2 separate regions of the Mus musculus genome follow, and region 2 is linked to region 1. The links are chromatin loops, found by intact Hi-C in ENCODE. Cell type or tissue: gastrocnemius. All regions are shown on one strand.

Evidence for each region. Peaks named below come from ENCODE experiments on the same cell type or tissue, not always from the same donor. Only the 100,000 strongest peaks of a DNase experiment are listed, where the experiment ranks them.
Region 2: it touches region 1 in a loop (2.8-fold over the local background); 13 of 42 quality-filtered maps call a loop at or near these places.

What each region holds. Positions count from the first base shown.
Region 1 is chr15:93,591,361-93,599,360 of GRCm38, forward strand. It overlaps Prickle1 (prickle planar cell polarity protein 1), which reads right to left and starts at 4,542. Exons shown (of 8, transcript NM_001033217.5): 1 at 4,334-4,542. In gastrocnemius, CTCF peaks have their summits at 269, 894 and 4,082; DNase peaks (open chromatin) are centred at 724, 835, 3,707, 4,170 and 2 more places; H3K4me3 peaks cover 4,391 bases; H3K27ac peaks cover 4,063 bases.
Region 2 is chr15:93,696,106-93,704,105 of GRCm38, forward strand. Gm41387 (a long non-coding RNA gene) reads left to right here. Exons shown (of 3, transcript XR_875601.1): 2 at 2,211-2,343; 3 at 2,434-2,541. It overlaps Gm41386 (a long non-coding RNA gene), which reads right to left. Exons shown (of 7, transcript XR_875596.1): 5 at 5,579-5,690; 6 at 4,262-4,327; 7 at 1,310-1,604. Among named protein-coding and RNA genes, the nearest start is that of Gm30339, 6.4 kb to the right of the region's middle. In gastrocnemius, a CTCF peak has its summit at 4,125; DNase peaks (open chromatin) are centred at 1,556, 2,492, 4,183 and 5,201; H3K4me3 peaks cover 1,186 bases; H3K27ac peaks cover 1,996 bases.

The DNA.
Region 1 (8,000 bases):
TATGAAATAACACAGCCCCTAACTTGTTTTCTGAAGAGTATGTATGTAACGTGCTGGCAATGAACGGGATCGCTCCAATCTCCCAGGGAGGGAAAAAAAATGCAATGTCAGCTTAACTAGCCAGTTGATTTAAAAACTTTTTAGAACAAAACTTGGGGGAGAGGCGTCACATAAAAAGTGAATGGCAGCTGTTGGCTCCCTTGCTTTCTCTGTTTTCAAATGTTTTACACCGGCTTCTGCCTATCTGGGGTTTTACCTCATAGGCAAATGACCACGGGAGGCAGTACTGTCTTTGTGTTCTCAAAGAAGTCCCTTCAGATGTGACTATGAGCTTGTAGTTTAAACAGACAGACATAGGAAGAATTATCGAACTGTCTGAAGAGGCCTGCCCCTCCTCCTACCCTACCCCCACCCCCACCCCGCCGAGCCCCCTCCCGCACTCCATAACTGGAAACAGGCCGTGCCCGTGGACCAGCGGTTCAGGAACAGCTCGTGGAAAAATCGTGTCATTTTGGCACACAGAGAGGGATCTGATTATTCTATCGTATCTTTGTGCCAGAAGCGTCATGACATCAGCATGCCCCAAGCTGTAAAGTAAGTCTCTTTCCACCGCCTTCCTCAGGAGAGAGGGTCAAGGGAAACGGGCTTGCAAGGGTTCCTGGTTGCTACTGGCCAGCCCATTCCGATGGTCCTGGATGCTCACGCACCAGCCCACAGCAGGAGCCAATCTCCGCCCCCCCCCACCCCTTCTGCTCAGCATTACTATAAACAAGGAGGTTTATTGGTTACCAGGGTGCTGAGGGATGGCTTATGCTTATATCCAAAGGGAGGAGTCCAGAAGGACAGAGCAGCTCTGCTGCCCTTGGGCAATCCTGGTCTCTGACATACTGTTGGAGGCGCTGGCTCCCTTTGCTGCTGAGGCTTAGAGGCACAGCACTATTAGCAGTGCACGGCTTGACCTCCAGATAACTCTGCTTTTCTCCCCCCAATCATTTGTCCATACCCACTTTCTAAAAGCACCACTATGCAACTCTACACATCTCTACCCAATAACCAGGAGAAAACTAACGGTCCCTTAGCATAACCACAGGGAAACACCTCCTTCCTATCCCTTATTCCTTGTCATTGTAGAACATTTTATACCTGGATTTACACAGTTCTAATATTCTCACAGTGGTAAGAGGTGAATGAAGAACATATATAACATGGAGAAAACACAGAACTGTTTTCCTGGGGGGAGGGGGAGGAGTCTATGTTGCTCAGATGACATAAACATTTCTATGCTCACATGAGAAACACTGTGTGTGTGTGTGTGAGTGTAGGTCTTTGCACGGAGGTCAGAAGTTGATGTCCAGCATTATCCTCCATGTCTCCCCACCTTATTTAATTCTTGTTTAGACAAAGTCTCTCACAGAGCTAGAACTTGCTGATGGTTTATGCTGGCTGGCCTGAGAGCAAGCTCTGGTCCCTCCTGCCCTGCGACCCTGGTTGCTGATAAGCATAGGTGACCACACCCAGTTTTGTACATGGGTCCTGGGGATCTGAACTGAGGCCTTCATCTTTGCAGAACAAATACTTTCCCAACCGAGCCATCTCTCCAGAACCCCATTTTGCTTTTTGGAATTCTACTTCTTTAAAATGGAAGATTTGTCCATTATAAACGACTTGGTTCAGGGAATTGAATGCTGTAATTAAAAGATCAGCAAACATAACCCTGATCAGACAGACAGTTCAAAAATACAGGGTAGGGTAGGAGTTACTAAGAGTTCTAAGAGTTACTTGATGGTAAATAATTTTTAAAGAGTCTTCATTCTATTTCTCCAGCCTTAGGAATGTCACTGGGGCGGGGCTCACCCATGGTGACCAGCACTTGCCCAGGTTAGCCCACTGGTACAGCAAAGTCATCACTTTGCAGAACTTAGCCTTTTTGTGCGCTACTGACAAGTTACTGTGGACTTTAAAAGAGATTATCTAATCATAATATTTCACAAATTTACGTCCCAGCTCACTTTTGAAATTCCCTGAGGAAACTGTAAAATTTAACTCCGTTTTTTAGGGCCAACTCAATCATATTCCAGCTGTTAACTGCAAACTTTTTTTTTTTTCTTCCTAGCTTGTATTAGGTGTTCCTTTCATAACCCAAGCTGACTCATTACAGCCAAGAGTGAACCCATGGTCTTTGGTTATAAAAAAAAAAATAATAAAGTCAACCCTTTAAGCTTCATTGGGCAGAACTGGTTGATTTGTCACTTTAGTGACATATAGCAGTTTTCTCTTCAAAAGAGTCCATGAATCAACAGGCTCACTCCGTGGTAACTCTCTAACTAGAACTAAATTAAGAATGAAAAAAAATTAAATTACTAAACTCATTCACTCATATCAGCCTGTCCATCTTTAGACATCATTCTGCGTACCCCCTCCCCTCCCCCAACTGCCCTTCCTTTCTAGGGCCTATTTAGAAACATGAGAATTCATTCACAAGTCATAATTATTATTTCAAATTATCAGTAAGTATGCTATCTCTTAACTGAGGGCAACACATCCATTTATTTCTAGTGCCTTTTGTGTATAGCCCTTGCAGTGTTAACCTTTAAATCTTTAGTATAAACATTTCTGGACGCGCTTATAAAATATCCCGACTCCCTGGTTGATGGCATTTAGGGCTCTCTGGTACCAGCAGGTGTTATATTTTTCTTTCTTCCGGCTCCAGCTGGCTCCAGTGATAGATTCTTGTTCCAGCCACCTAGGCTAGGACCACATTGGAGGCAAAATGAACCCAGCTCTACCAGACAGCAAGATAAATGGCTGTTGTTTAAGTTTTAAATCCCCTGGTGGGAGTAAATATTGTTCTAGGGAGAAAGGCTTGACAAACATTGCGTCATCCTTACGGAGCTGTCTTGATTAAAACAGAATTTTTAGATTAGGTTGGTCTTAATCTAAAAGTGTATCTATCTTGCTGTCAGGGTTTTTTTTGGTCCTCCCCCCCTTTCTATTCTAAAAACAGACATATTGTTAGGGATGGTCAAACACGGCTGACACCTCCCAAGGGGCCCGGTCCCACTCTTGGTAATAGAAGGCCTCCGAACACTGATACTTTACTGAGGATAATGGCGACAGCAAAGGCTTAGTCAGAAAAAGGCCAGTTGTCACCTAAGTGACAGGCAACAGCTGAGCTCACACATCTGGAGCTAGAGGAGGGCAAACCTTTGCAGCCCTCACTCTGTCTACACCTTGAGCCTGTCTGAAGAGACAGATGAAGTTTCTTTCGTCCGAAAGTACATTAAAAATATCTGATGGCGAACCATGTCAATTATATAACATCAGCGCAGACACTGCCTTCCCAAAGCGCTGATTAAAACCAGGCGGCAGACAGAACTGTTCAGGGACAGATAGGAGATACAATTTCATCAAGTATAATTTGTCATTCATAAAACCTACCCTAAAAGCCACAAATGCAACATTCTTTTTTTTTTTTTTTTTTTTTTTTTTTTTTTTTTTTTTTTTTTTTTTTTTTAAACAGCACAAGTGCACTTGGGCTCCGCCAGCGATTTTTACACATGCTCCTTTTAGGCCGGTTCGCGGTGCGTTCTTCTCCTTGATCCTGGCTGCAGTTCTGCCTCTGACACGTTTTAAAACCAGGAACCAAGTGCGTCAGGCTTAAGACTCTGAGTCCTACAGGGGCGGGCTGGGACTCAAAGCTGTGCCAGCCGTCCCCACGACCTCCCGGGTACACCCCCCGTCTTCAGTCTCCCGAACGCAATCTGTGGACAATTTTCCCAAAGTCCCAAAAATAACACGGCCCTGCCAATAGTCGTTGGCGATGCCGTTTGTTTTTCTTAGAGGGCAATGAAAACTCAACAGCTTTCTGCTGCATCCCGAGTCCCGCTCCTGCTAATTATTAACAGACCTAGTTTCTTCAACTTTTTCTGCCAGAAGGGAGGACGTCGCGGCTCCCCTCCTCTCCCACGGGCGAGCTGCGTGCAGAGCAGGGGTCTCCACCGAGGGCAGGCTGCGGCTGCCTCTCCAGGGCAGGCAGCCCTTCCCGGGCACGCTAGGCGCCTAGTCTCCCCGCCGACGCCAGTAGGTGACAGGCGATCCTCAGCCACTCACCCTCGCCTCCCCGATCTCGCGTGGCCGGGCTCCGGGCCATGCAGCTGGCCTCGGCGCAGGGGGAACCTGGCTGCCACGCAGCACGAGGGGGCCGTGTGCCCAGCCTCTAGGCAGCCACAGCCCAGCAGCTCTTCTCGTGCGGTCCCCGCGCTCCCAAACCGCCGGACGTCCCACCCCGCGCCGTGACAACGCGGCCCGAGCCGCGGCGCCCCTCGCCACTCACCCCACGCGCGAGAGGCGGCCGCGCGGTCCTCGGCGGTGGCGTTGAGAGCTGCGGTCCTCCGCGTCAGGCGCGCTCCCGCGTGCGCAGCCCCGGGAGCGTCCGCAGCCGGGCCCGTAGCGCTGCGGCCGCGCGGTCCAGGTCAGCGCAGGCGGCGCGGGGCTTGCAAGGTGGTGGCGGCTCCCGGGCCGCTGCTCGGCTGCAGGCGGAGTGCGCGCTCCAGTCCCGGCCGCTGCAGAGCACCCGCCCCCGGCCGTCGCGCCGGCGCCAGCGAAATCCCGGAGCGCGGACGCAGGGGATCCAGGCGGCTCTGCGCGCCCACGCGCACAGTGCGGGGCCGCGATCCCTCCCGCGAGGCAGCACCGGCCGGGCTGCGGTCTGCAGGCCCGCCAGTCTCCGCCCCGCCCCGCCTCCGATTCTGTGCCCTTTTTAATGCTGTTGCCCAGGTTCAGCCAATAATCCAGATGGATTGATTGCCAGATAGGAAAGGTGAAGGAGAGGAAAAGGCGAACCCAATTTCCTCTGATCAAACACTTTGATGGGGTCCCTATTAGGGTTCCCTTTCCTTTGGGGGCGTGTACAGAGGGCACGAGTTAATTAAACTCTGAATTCCTTCCGGAGCTCTCGCCTCTGATAAACCCACCTGGACTCGATCCTATTTTGTGTAATTCCCCAGACTGGCCTTACTTAAGTCAGCTCCACAGCCAAGGGGTGAGATTTCAGATCAGGAAGGCCAAAGTGATCGTTTCAAGGAAAAAGCCTGAGGGTTACAGCTGAGGACCCTCGAGGACCGCGGTGTCTGGGGCCAGGACCAAGTTAGCAGGGTGCACTAGATGCAGGGTCCAAAGCCTTCATTCCACCATGAGGATAATTTTTCATTGACCAAGCCACTCTCCGTGTTTTCACTGTACCCGGTTCCCAGGGCTGGGCTGGGCTGGGCTGTCAGGCTCAGTCGCCCACGGTCAACAGGGACTCTGGCTGTTTCAAAGTTCTGCCCTGACATTTGCAGGGCCCCTTAAACCTTATCCTCTTACCTTCTCTACTCCCGGATCTGTGGAATGGACACTATGATCCCATATCTCAGAGGGCAGAGCCCACTGCAGCTGGTAATGACAACTTGACATGTGTCCCTACAAAGCTGGACCTTTGTGGACCTCCCTATGTCTTCTAAACCTTCCAAGATGCTGAAAGAAGCATCCTCCAGGACGAGAAGGCTTTGAGTGTTGCGAGTAGAGAGGATGACCTTGATTGATGGATTTGTATCTCTTTGAGGATAACCAAAGCTGACCGACCATTTTAGGACTTTCTCTGGTAGCAAGCATTTTCCATTTCTTTGGTGGCGAAGCAAAGAGAGCTTCGTTAAAAATGAAGCCAATGGATTACGAAGATGTAAAGTGACGATAACTAAAGTCAAACGAGGGAGCTCCAAAGCTAGAGTCTGTTTTCCTCACCTCTTACTCCTCAGTCGGTTAACATCCTGGATGCTACTGACTGGCACAGGCTGCTGCTATTGAAACCCTCTCCCTCGTGACCCAAGCCTTTTCGCTCCTCAGCATTTCCTTGGCCTTGGCCTTTAAAGTTGTATCTCTTCATCTTGTCCGTACAAATACTTCTTTTAAGCTATAAGCATGGAGATACTAACTAACCTTTCTGCCGGAGAAAACCGGCAAAAAATTGACTCATTTCATGTCTAGACATAGTGGAAAATTAGTACTTTTAAAGGGCGAATTCTACTGTCTTTATTAACGTCTTGGATTTCTATGTTTTTTCCCCCTTAAAACTTCAAAGTACATTGGGTTTTCAAAAATTAAAAATTGAGCGATGTAGTGGGTTTATCAACACAGTCTCCTCCCTTCTGCGGCAGAGTAGGGTAGGAGAAGCTAGAGGAAAGGCTATACTGTGTAGCCTGCACTTGGACCTCCCTATTAAAAGGAGAACGTGTTCTGTATGTTATAGTATGACATGAGTGTGGTTGCAGAGGGCTTGCAGCTGTTATATCCCAGAAGCTCTCCTTAAAACTGAGCATCGATTATGAGATGTGGTGCAAACACATCATGCACGAGGATCCTCTCAAGAAGTGGTGACCTCTGTACTAGAAACAATGTACTAGAAACAAACATCTTTGTAGCCAACACTTGCTTTTCAAAGCAAGATGCTCAAGAAATGACTTGGGCAGTCCAAGGGATGGTCTGAGATGAGAGTAAACTGATTTTACATCCTAAGCCCCATCATTTACCAAACGGAGTCTAAAGGGGTGTCATTAGCATCAATGACCCTAAGTTCCTCCTTGGTAAAGAGGATGATACCCAAGTCCGAGAACTATCCAATTCCTGGGCTATTAGCCTGCAGACTTTATGGATGACGTCTCTAGATCACTTCTTTTCTCACTCATCTTCCCTTACTCCTGCCCCCATGCAAAACCCCACAAATTAGAAAAAAGGCACCCTTTTGTCAGTACTAGGGACCAAACACAGGGCCTCTTGCTTTCTAGGCAACTGAGCAAAACTTTCCTATTTTAAAGGTTGCACGGGCTGGCTTTGAAGAACCTGAGATCATCTCTCAGCCTCCCGAGTCACTATGGGTACGGGCGCACGCCACTATGCCTGGCATAAGAAAAGTAGGAGACCGTTTTGAAGTTTAGTGTATTAGGACTATATAGATGGCTCTGCAGTCAGGAGCATTTATTGCTCTTTCAGAGGACTGGAGTTTGGTACCCAGCACCTACATGAGGTGACTCACAACTGCCTCTATCGTCAACTGTTGGGGATCCAATGTCTGCCCTCTTCTGGCCTTCACGTGCACCCATACACATAAAATAGTCACTCCTATAGACATAGAAACACACATAAGTAAATAAATAATAAAAATATATCTTAGACAATAAAGTTTAATGGCACAAATGTAGTCTCCATTGTGAACTACCTGGCTGTTCTGAGTCTCCTATTAATGGGACTCGTTATTCTTTGTCTTGCCACATAAATTAGGATATCACACCGTTTATATGCAAATCAATTCAGAATCATTTTAAAGAAATGATACAAATTTTTATAGAAGTTATATCCACGAGTACTGTGCTGTAACTCCAAATTTCATATGTTGAAGTCATTATCTTCAGTGCTTCAGAGTATAACCTTATTTGGAAACAGATTTTTATAGATGTAATCAAGTGAAACCGAAGTCTAGACTGAGCCATAATCCTATATGAGTGAGTTTTTCTTTTGTTTGTTTGTTTGAGACTAGGGTCTTACGTAGCCCAAGTTATCCTTGAATTTGCTATGTAGTTGAGGAAGACCTCCAATTTTTAATTCTCTGCCTTCATCCCTCATACCTTATCTTGCATGACTGATTGTATGTATGAGAAGGAAACTTGGAGTTCAGGAAGGATGCCACAGATGTGAATATAAAGATGGTGGCAATAATTTATAAGTCAAGGAACATAACAGAGTGTAGCGAATTATCCAGAGCCAGTTGAGTGAGGGACAGCTCTCAGAAGGAACAAACAACAGCTCTAACTTGATCTCACACCTCTCCATTCCTCACCTGTGAGGCAATGTCTTTGTGTTGTCTTGGCTAGCCCACATACGATGCTTTCTATGGCAGTGCCAGTCATCAAATGTGGTACCCAATGACTCATGCTAATGAATGTTCTTAGCTCACTCAGGATGAAGAA
Region 2 (8,000 bases), 100 kb after region 1:
AGTGAGATTTGGATGAGCAAATTGGGTTTAAGAGAGGCTAAGCACCTTCTGACGTCATTCAGCTGGTGAGGGGTGTGAACACTCTGTCCTGCTTCCCTGACAGAGTCAGCTAATTGCTGCAGTGGCTTAACACACATACACCAAGGACCAAAACTTTCAGAACCCTTTCTTTCTGCCACGGGGCTGCCCCAGCCCCCATTCATGCTACCCTGTCTCCAGGGATGCTGTTGCTTGTTGCAAGATTGGTGGCCTCCTTTCTCTATTCTGACAATTACTGGTAAGTACTTGGACACATCCTAGGATAAATTGCCATGCCTTCTTTCTTTAGAATGATGTCAACCCAGCAGGAAACCACTTCCAATCATTAAAAAGCCAATACGGGTTCCTCTGTCACCAACTCTCCACAGATGGCGGGGGTGGGGGGTGGGGTTGCTGCTGCAAGCAGGGTAAAAGAAACTACACTGAAGGGTAAAGATACTGTCATAGCTGTCTCAGACACTGTAGCCTCAATAGGGACTTGGAAAATGCAGGATCCACTGGAAGGGGAGGTCCCAGGAAGGAGAGAAACGCTGGAATGGAAGATGGGTAGAGAACCTAAGGCACTTGACCCTGGACAGCCTTTCCGATGCTCACGTGGGTGGATCCCACCGTGGCACCACAGTTATGGCACCAGTAATTCCCTGTCACAGCAATGAGGGCATCAATCAGATGACACCGAACACCAGGCTCATAATCCCACGTGGTTGATGCAATGTACAATTTTGGTTAAAATCTCCTTCTCGACCCACTTCTGGCCAACCTACTACTTTCAGAGTTTCTTACGTGCTCTGCTTGACCTGCGGTAGTGTGGGTCAGATCATGTGTGGGGAGATGGCTTGGCACAGTTTCTTCTAGCCTCTGGGTTGATGCAGGTTGGGGTTCGTTGAAAAATGACTTGATCATTTGTCATTTGGGCTTGAGCTGAATTGAGAGCCTGAGAAGGAACCAGGGCACATTCCCAAGTCAACAAGTCTGAATGACAAGATTCGTGTGATCGGTTTCAGCACACACCATATGGTCAGAAGCCAAACGTCCATGCAACTGTTCAAGATTTCCGTGGGGGAAAAAAGATTTTTATATGTTTAAAGAGTGGCTTTTAGCTTTACCTAACTCTTGAACCTCTGTGGGCAAAAGTATATTGCTATCAATGTTTTTTTTCTTCCAACTCTCCCCAGGGTATTTGTATGTAATAATTAGCTCTCTATAATGTACACATCAAAATGTTAGTGGGCTTACTATCAAGACCTATTAAAACTTGCTTTGTGGGTTATTTTATAAAAACAGTTTTATTTGTAAGACATTCTCGGTCCGTGGCAGACACTCAGCACAGAACATAAGTCACAGACATGTGCAAAGCTCTGAGCTCAGGACATATTGGCACACAGATCTCCAGTGTTCTGAGGTGTCACACAGATCTCCAGTGTTCTGAGGTGTCACACAGATCTCCAGTGTTCTGAGGTGTCACATAGACTTGGGCTGTTTTCTGGTTTGGCACCAACTGGCTATGTGACAACACCAAACTCCTTAGCTCTCTTCTCTTCATGCCTGGCGGGGCGTGGGGTAGGCTGGGGATGAGAGTGGAAGACAAATGACCCCTGTGCATCTATCCATCTCTGGCTATTTTTCTTTTTTGTTTTTTTGTTTTCCATGAAAATTAATCCTGACTTGTCCAACTGCCCCACTGTGTGTCTCTCAGAGGCTGACATACACACATGTTTTAAAACTCAAATGTGTACCTTCTACCCTTATTTTTAAGCCATGGTGGCAATCTCTGCCCTAAACTCAGTCCAGCGCTTCATTCCAGAATGATTTCTGTTGTGTGATAGTTGGCTAGGAAAGTATTTTCAAGTCTTTTTAAATTATAGGACAGCATCTCCTCCTCTTCAGGCTTCCAAACTGTAAACATGACCATAATCTTTGACTGTTATCCAAGGCTTTGCTAAAGCTTTAGACAGCAGATATCAAAATCAACCAGCTTTATGCATTGGCTTTACTGTTCTATAAAAATCTTCTGGCAAGCTTCAATATGCTGGTATAACTATAACACGGGGTTTGGGGGGAGAAGACCCCCCATTAATAGGAGAACTGAAGACCAGGCTAACAGGTTTGTTGATGCACTAATATAGAATAATCTCTGCTAACTATAATTAACTCATATGCTCCTGTCACAGGTTGACTCTCCAAATACTTGCCCGTCACGACTGATATTCTTCTGTGAGACGTGAGCAGATGCTCCAACAACTGTCTGGAGCCTTGGAGTGTGTGCCCTTATCCTTGGCAGGAGAAGCGTCTATTTTTAGGAAGGTATTTTGACACTTTACCTCTTGGCTACATTGTCTTTTTAAAAAAAAAAAAAAAGAACCGTCCCAGTGAATAGTCTCCCACTCCCTACAGGGCTACAGGGCGTGCAGAGACACTCAGCCTGAGCTTGTTCGCTGGCAGTCAACTGGCCCAAGACCAAAGCAGCTAATCAGCTCCGGGTTTATTTTGGGGTTGGAGGGTGGTGGGGGTGGGGTGGGGAGGAGATACCTTCTCACACACTGACAGCCTTTCTCTCGGCTTCCTCTCCTACAGGCTGTCCTGGTTAGCTTGACAATTGTCTTGGGACTTCCAATCAAGGTTCCTCTCTGTGAGAAGGAACATGCCTCATGCTGGCTTTTTTTTTCTGAGGACTTTTTCAGAAGGGACCAAAAACATTGTTTCTCTCGTATTCCTGAAAACCGCCTGACTGCTCCGTATTTAGCTCAGGAGAGAGTTAGGGAGGCTGTTGCTGCTGTGCTTTGGGGGGGTGGGGGGGGGATAGCTGGGAACCACGATGAAGAAGCAGCCGTGGCAAACGAGCCAAGTCGAAATGTCTAATTGACATGTAAACAAGAAATGAAAGCAAAGGCATCTCTATAAAACAAAGCAGGACAGAGTGATACCAAAAAGAGACCCACCTAAGCTGGTGAGAACACATGAAGTCACAGCAGAAACGCTGAACTCAGAGCTTCTCCTCTGGGCCCCCGGGGAAGGGCTATGGCACACTTTGCTGACCTGATTCTTGGTTTCCTAGAAATTCATCCTCCCTGTGTTCTCAAGCCCTAAGTCCACAACACAACGGTAAGCGAGGGTAGCGTAAAAACCATCAGGCTGAGGGTAAGGACATTTGCCTACAGCAGGAGGTGCCTTCAGAAGACAAAGAAGAGAAGCCCACTGTTAATGCTGTTTATAGTAAATATTAAAGAAAAAAATTTACAGAGTAGCAGCTGTCAAGTTTTCCTGATATGTAACAAGGTTTAATTTGTTTTGGGGCACTGTGGAAGTCTTAACTTGTTTGCTGGTAAATTTTTTTTCTTAGTGTTTTTCTTTTTAAGGCTCATGAGTTCTCCCCTAACGGATTCTTGAAGTCAGCCACCAGAAGTAGAAAGTATTCAGAAACCCTCTAACATTGTCCCAAGTGAAGGCAGGTCCCTTATGAGGAATCTACATACACTGTTGAGAACCTTATCATGTGTTCAGTCACTTTGGCAAAAACCAAAATACCCCCCCCCTCCTCCCAATCTCCTCAAACTAAAAATCGATCAAATGAACTCCCTCCCCAGAAACAAATAGCTTTTAGGTTGGTCATGTAGTTATCAAATATGATTGATGGCATTTGCTGAGACTCTAGTCGGTGCCAGCAAGGCTGGAGGAGAGAGCAGAGAATTTCCTAGACTTAGAGAATTTTTTTTGGCATTGTCTCCTAAACAATCACACTAAGACCTCCATGTATTGACAGCTCGAAGATTCCAAGAGAGATAATCTGTTCTAAGATTTGGAAAATAATGATGGAGAATCAGGACATTTCCTGAGGATAAATGGCCAGCTGGAGAGAATTAACTCTCAGCCTTAAGTTCAACCCAGTGCCATTAACCCGCCCAGTCCCTGGGCTCGAGCTAGACCGGTGGCCCTGTTTACAGGACACATGCAACTTCCCTGTGGGGGAACCAGAGTGAGGACGACGATTGTTTGTAGAGAACTTATTTCATAAGTTTGAGACTCTCTGGGAATAGCAAGTGTGACTCGTAGGGAAGTTTAATGTTGTTACTGGTGACTGGAGCTGGCCAGGCTGCTCCAGCAGGCGGCAGGGTGGAGACCTGGCACAAGGCCTCTGTCTGTTCATTGTGCCAACAATCCCTGAGCTCGGTGCCATGAGCTTACTGCAGCTCAGCAGATCTATAATCGCAGGCCAGAAACCTACCTTGGCAACCTTTTGAAACTTCTGTCACAATCCTTGGAGAAGCAGCAGAGAAGCAACTGAAGTCAGCTAGGGGGGAAAGAGAGGAAAGAGCAGCTGCCTTGGTGGAGCCATCCTAGAGTAAGAGTTATTACTTTTTGAGGTCTTGGCAATTACACTTCAAAGCCAAGCAGCATCGTCAAAATTTCCCTATTTTCTTTTAATCATTAATGCTACCCTCTATTTGATATTCTTTCAAAGCCCGGCATTCCACAAAGCAAGCGATTAGCAATTCTTACTCCAGAGACAAGCAGAGCAGCAATGGGAAGAAGGAGGTTTCAGTCTTTGCATGGGTTTCCCTCCTGTGACTGGGACGATATTGCTACTTGAGCTCTTTGACTGTAAGTCCAGTGCAATGTATACATCATTTGCATTTTCCCAAAGTCTTAGCAGTCAAACGGAGCACGTTTTAAATGGTAGAAAAACCTTCACTCCAGCATCACAGCCTTGAAAAACTCACATCTTACTTTTTAAATTAAATGGGGTTTCAAAATGGTATGTCTAAGTATATAAATGGATAACTGGGGGGGGGGGTACAATTACTTAAAAAAATCATTCCCTCTTGCATTTATAATACATTTTAGAGTGAGCAATGAATATTTTATGCAGAACCTATTTTCAACCCGAAGATGGTTTACATTTAAAATTCTCTATTCAAACGTGTTCCCACAAAGAGAGCGACCCATTGTCAGCTCTCCATTGTTTCCATGTCCAGGCTGCTGTCAGAAGGGAGCATTCGGTGATATTCCAGGAGCGAGTTTTCATTTGTTCAAGAAACTGGTAGAGCCCATTTATGCTAATGTGTTATGCTTAGCTGACCTTTGATTCCACACGTGACTGCACAAGCAAATAACCAGCAAAGATGGACGCTTGGCATTGAGCTCTGGGCTCTGGAGCGGGAGATTCAGGTTAAAATAGGATTTGTTGCTATAGGCTCTTCTTGCTTAGCTTTCACAGAAAATGGCGGGCGTGTGAGTGGTGTGGACAAAGACTTGAGAAGGGATAATGTATGCTGAGTGCTGTCTGCTGTAGTGGGTGCCCTTGACCTAGCTCCTGTGCTCTGAGGTGTCCTTCCTTTCCCCTGTCCTCTCTTGGGGAAGTTTGGGACTCCCTGCTTTTGGTACAAGAATAACTGAGCTGAAAGCTGTCTTTCATCCAGCAAGACCCAGAACACATAAATACCTTCTATCAGAAGCCACCTGACCCTCAGGAGCTAGTTAGTGCTCACTGTATTATATTCTCTGTAGCATGGACGATGAATTACGAATAAATAGAACTTACAGATTCAGAGAGGGGTAGACCAGAAGGAGCTTTGGAGAGCATTCCGTACAAGGAGCTTCTGTTCTCCATAGTCTGGCTGATCAGAAAAGAGCTAGGAAGTGGGGTTCAGCCTCTGCAATAAAAACAGGTCAGCTTTCATTTTATATATATTGTGGTTCTAAGTAGGACTCTTTTTTTTAGAGCAAGAACATTCTGTCATCACCCCACCCCACAACCCCTCACTTAAAGCTTCTGAGAACCCCTGGTGACTTCCTTTTACTGCCAAGGAACTAGAGGTCTAGAGAAATGCATCGTAGCCGAATGTTGCTGCAAATATGGAGATGCCTATCCAGCCCTGGTTTTCTGGTTTAAACTGGATGGGGTTAGCATGTCACTACCTTTTCTTGAGTCTTCTTGTCTGGAAAGCCTTGAACAGAGTGTCAACATCCTGTTTCTCTGTTATCTCTTATAATCCTTGGGTGTGTACAGTTAAGCATGTGTGAAATATGTGGGGACTGGCATATGTATGCATGCACGCGTGCATGCACGTACTTGCTTGCACCAGGCTATGGGTATGAAAACAGTAACGCAACAAATCTCCAGACCTTCGGGATCCAGTGGGACACTTCATAGCTGAGGGGGACAGTGCTTGGAATACGTTTTTTTTAGCTTTCCATATTATGGCATGTGCTGGTACTGTGGTAGCTCATGATAAATACGGTCCCCAATCCTTTGACCTCTCTGCCACCAACATGACTCTGAAACTCATGGAGACTAGAGATCTCTCAGTGCTGAGGGAGGTTATAAGGAGAATGAGAGTTTAGTGTTCTTAGCATTGTACCCAGGCCATTCGTATAGAGCAAGTCAAGGCCCACGTCGACAGGTCCATGTCGACAGGTCACTGTTATCAATTCTGGAATGGTCAAGGAACTCATAGTGACAGTTAGGGTCTGAATGTTTTGAACTTTACATTGCTACATTGTTGAACCCTAGATTGCTGACAGGACAGTTATGCCCTTCCCCCACATAACTGGGGGTTCTATCCAGTTCCATTTAGTACAAGAAACACATCTGCAGTCCTCCTCAAGGCCAGGCACAAGCTGTCAGCCCCTGTGGAGGGAAGACTCTTGGAGTTCACTTAGCTCTTGGTGTTCAGCTTTCATTATAAAAGATCATTCAAACATAATGCCACATTGTTGATGGAAATAAAAGAAAGAATGTTGCTGCCATGGAAATCAGTATGGAGCTTCCTCAAACAAACCAACAAAAAGTAGGATGACCATATGGTCTGGAAACTCCACTGCTATTCATTCTCTGAATCTGAAATGAGCTAACCAAAGAGATGTTAGCATGAGTGTGTGAAGCAGTGCTTATTATTAATTATTATTATTATTATTTGATATTTTCTTTATTTACATTTCAAATGTTATCCCCTTTCCTAGTTTCCCCTCTGAAAATTCCCTATCTCTACTCCCCAACCCACCCATTCCCACTTCCTGGCCCTGGCATTCCCCTATACTGGGTCATAGAACCTTCACAGGACCAAGGGCCTCTCTTCCCATGGATGACCAACTTAGCCATCCTCTGCTACATATGCAGCTAGAGCCATGAGTCCCACCATGTGTTTTCTTTGATTGGCGATTTAGTCCCAGGGAGCTCTGGGGGTACTGGTTAGTTCACATTGTCGTTCCTCCTATGGGGCTGCAAACTCCTTCAGCTCCCTGGATGCTTTCTCTAGCTCCTTCATTGGGGACCCCATGCTCCATCCAATGGATGGCTGTGCACATCCACTTCTGTATTTGTCAGGCACTGACAGAGCCTCTTAGGAGACAGCTTTATCAGGCTCCTGTCAATCTCTTGTTGGCATCCGCAGTAGCATCTGGGTTTGATGGTTGTTTATGGAATGGATCCCCATTAGGGCAGTCTCTGGATGGCCATTCCTTCAGTCCCTGCTCTGGACTTTGTTCCCCCTTCTGAGAAGGATCGGTGAAGCAGTACTTTAAGAACAACAACATGGAGACAATGTTGATGTCTATCCACAGGTGACCACACAAAGACAGCACAGCATCTATATGCCTGGAATATGACTCAGCCTTTAAACCCAAGAAATTCTACTACACGCAGCAAGATGGATGGATCCCAAAAATTATGACAAAGGGCACTAAGGCAGGAACTGGAGGGTGACTGTTGCCTGATGGCAGTTAGATGCAGGGCTTAGAAATGGTCAAGTTTATAGAATGGAAGAGAGGAGTGACGTCGGTAAAAGGAAGAAAAAGGACTCACTGGTCCAAGGGCAAGAAGCCTCAGTCAGTCAGGAAGAAGGAGCTGGGGTCTGCTGGGTGTCTGTGTAGTCAATAGTGAATGGTGTGCTTCACCTCTCACTGAAAGGGAGCTATCCCATGAAGTGGTCTCGTCATGTTAAAAAAAAAAAGTGTTGACTCCT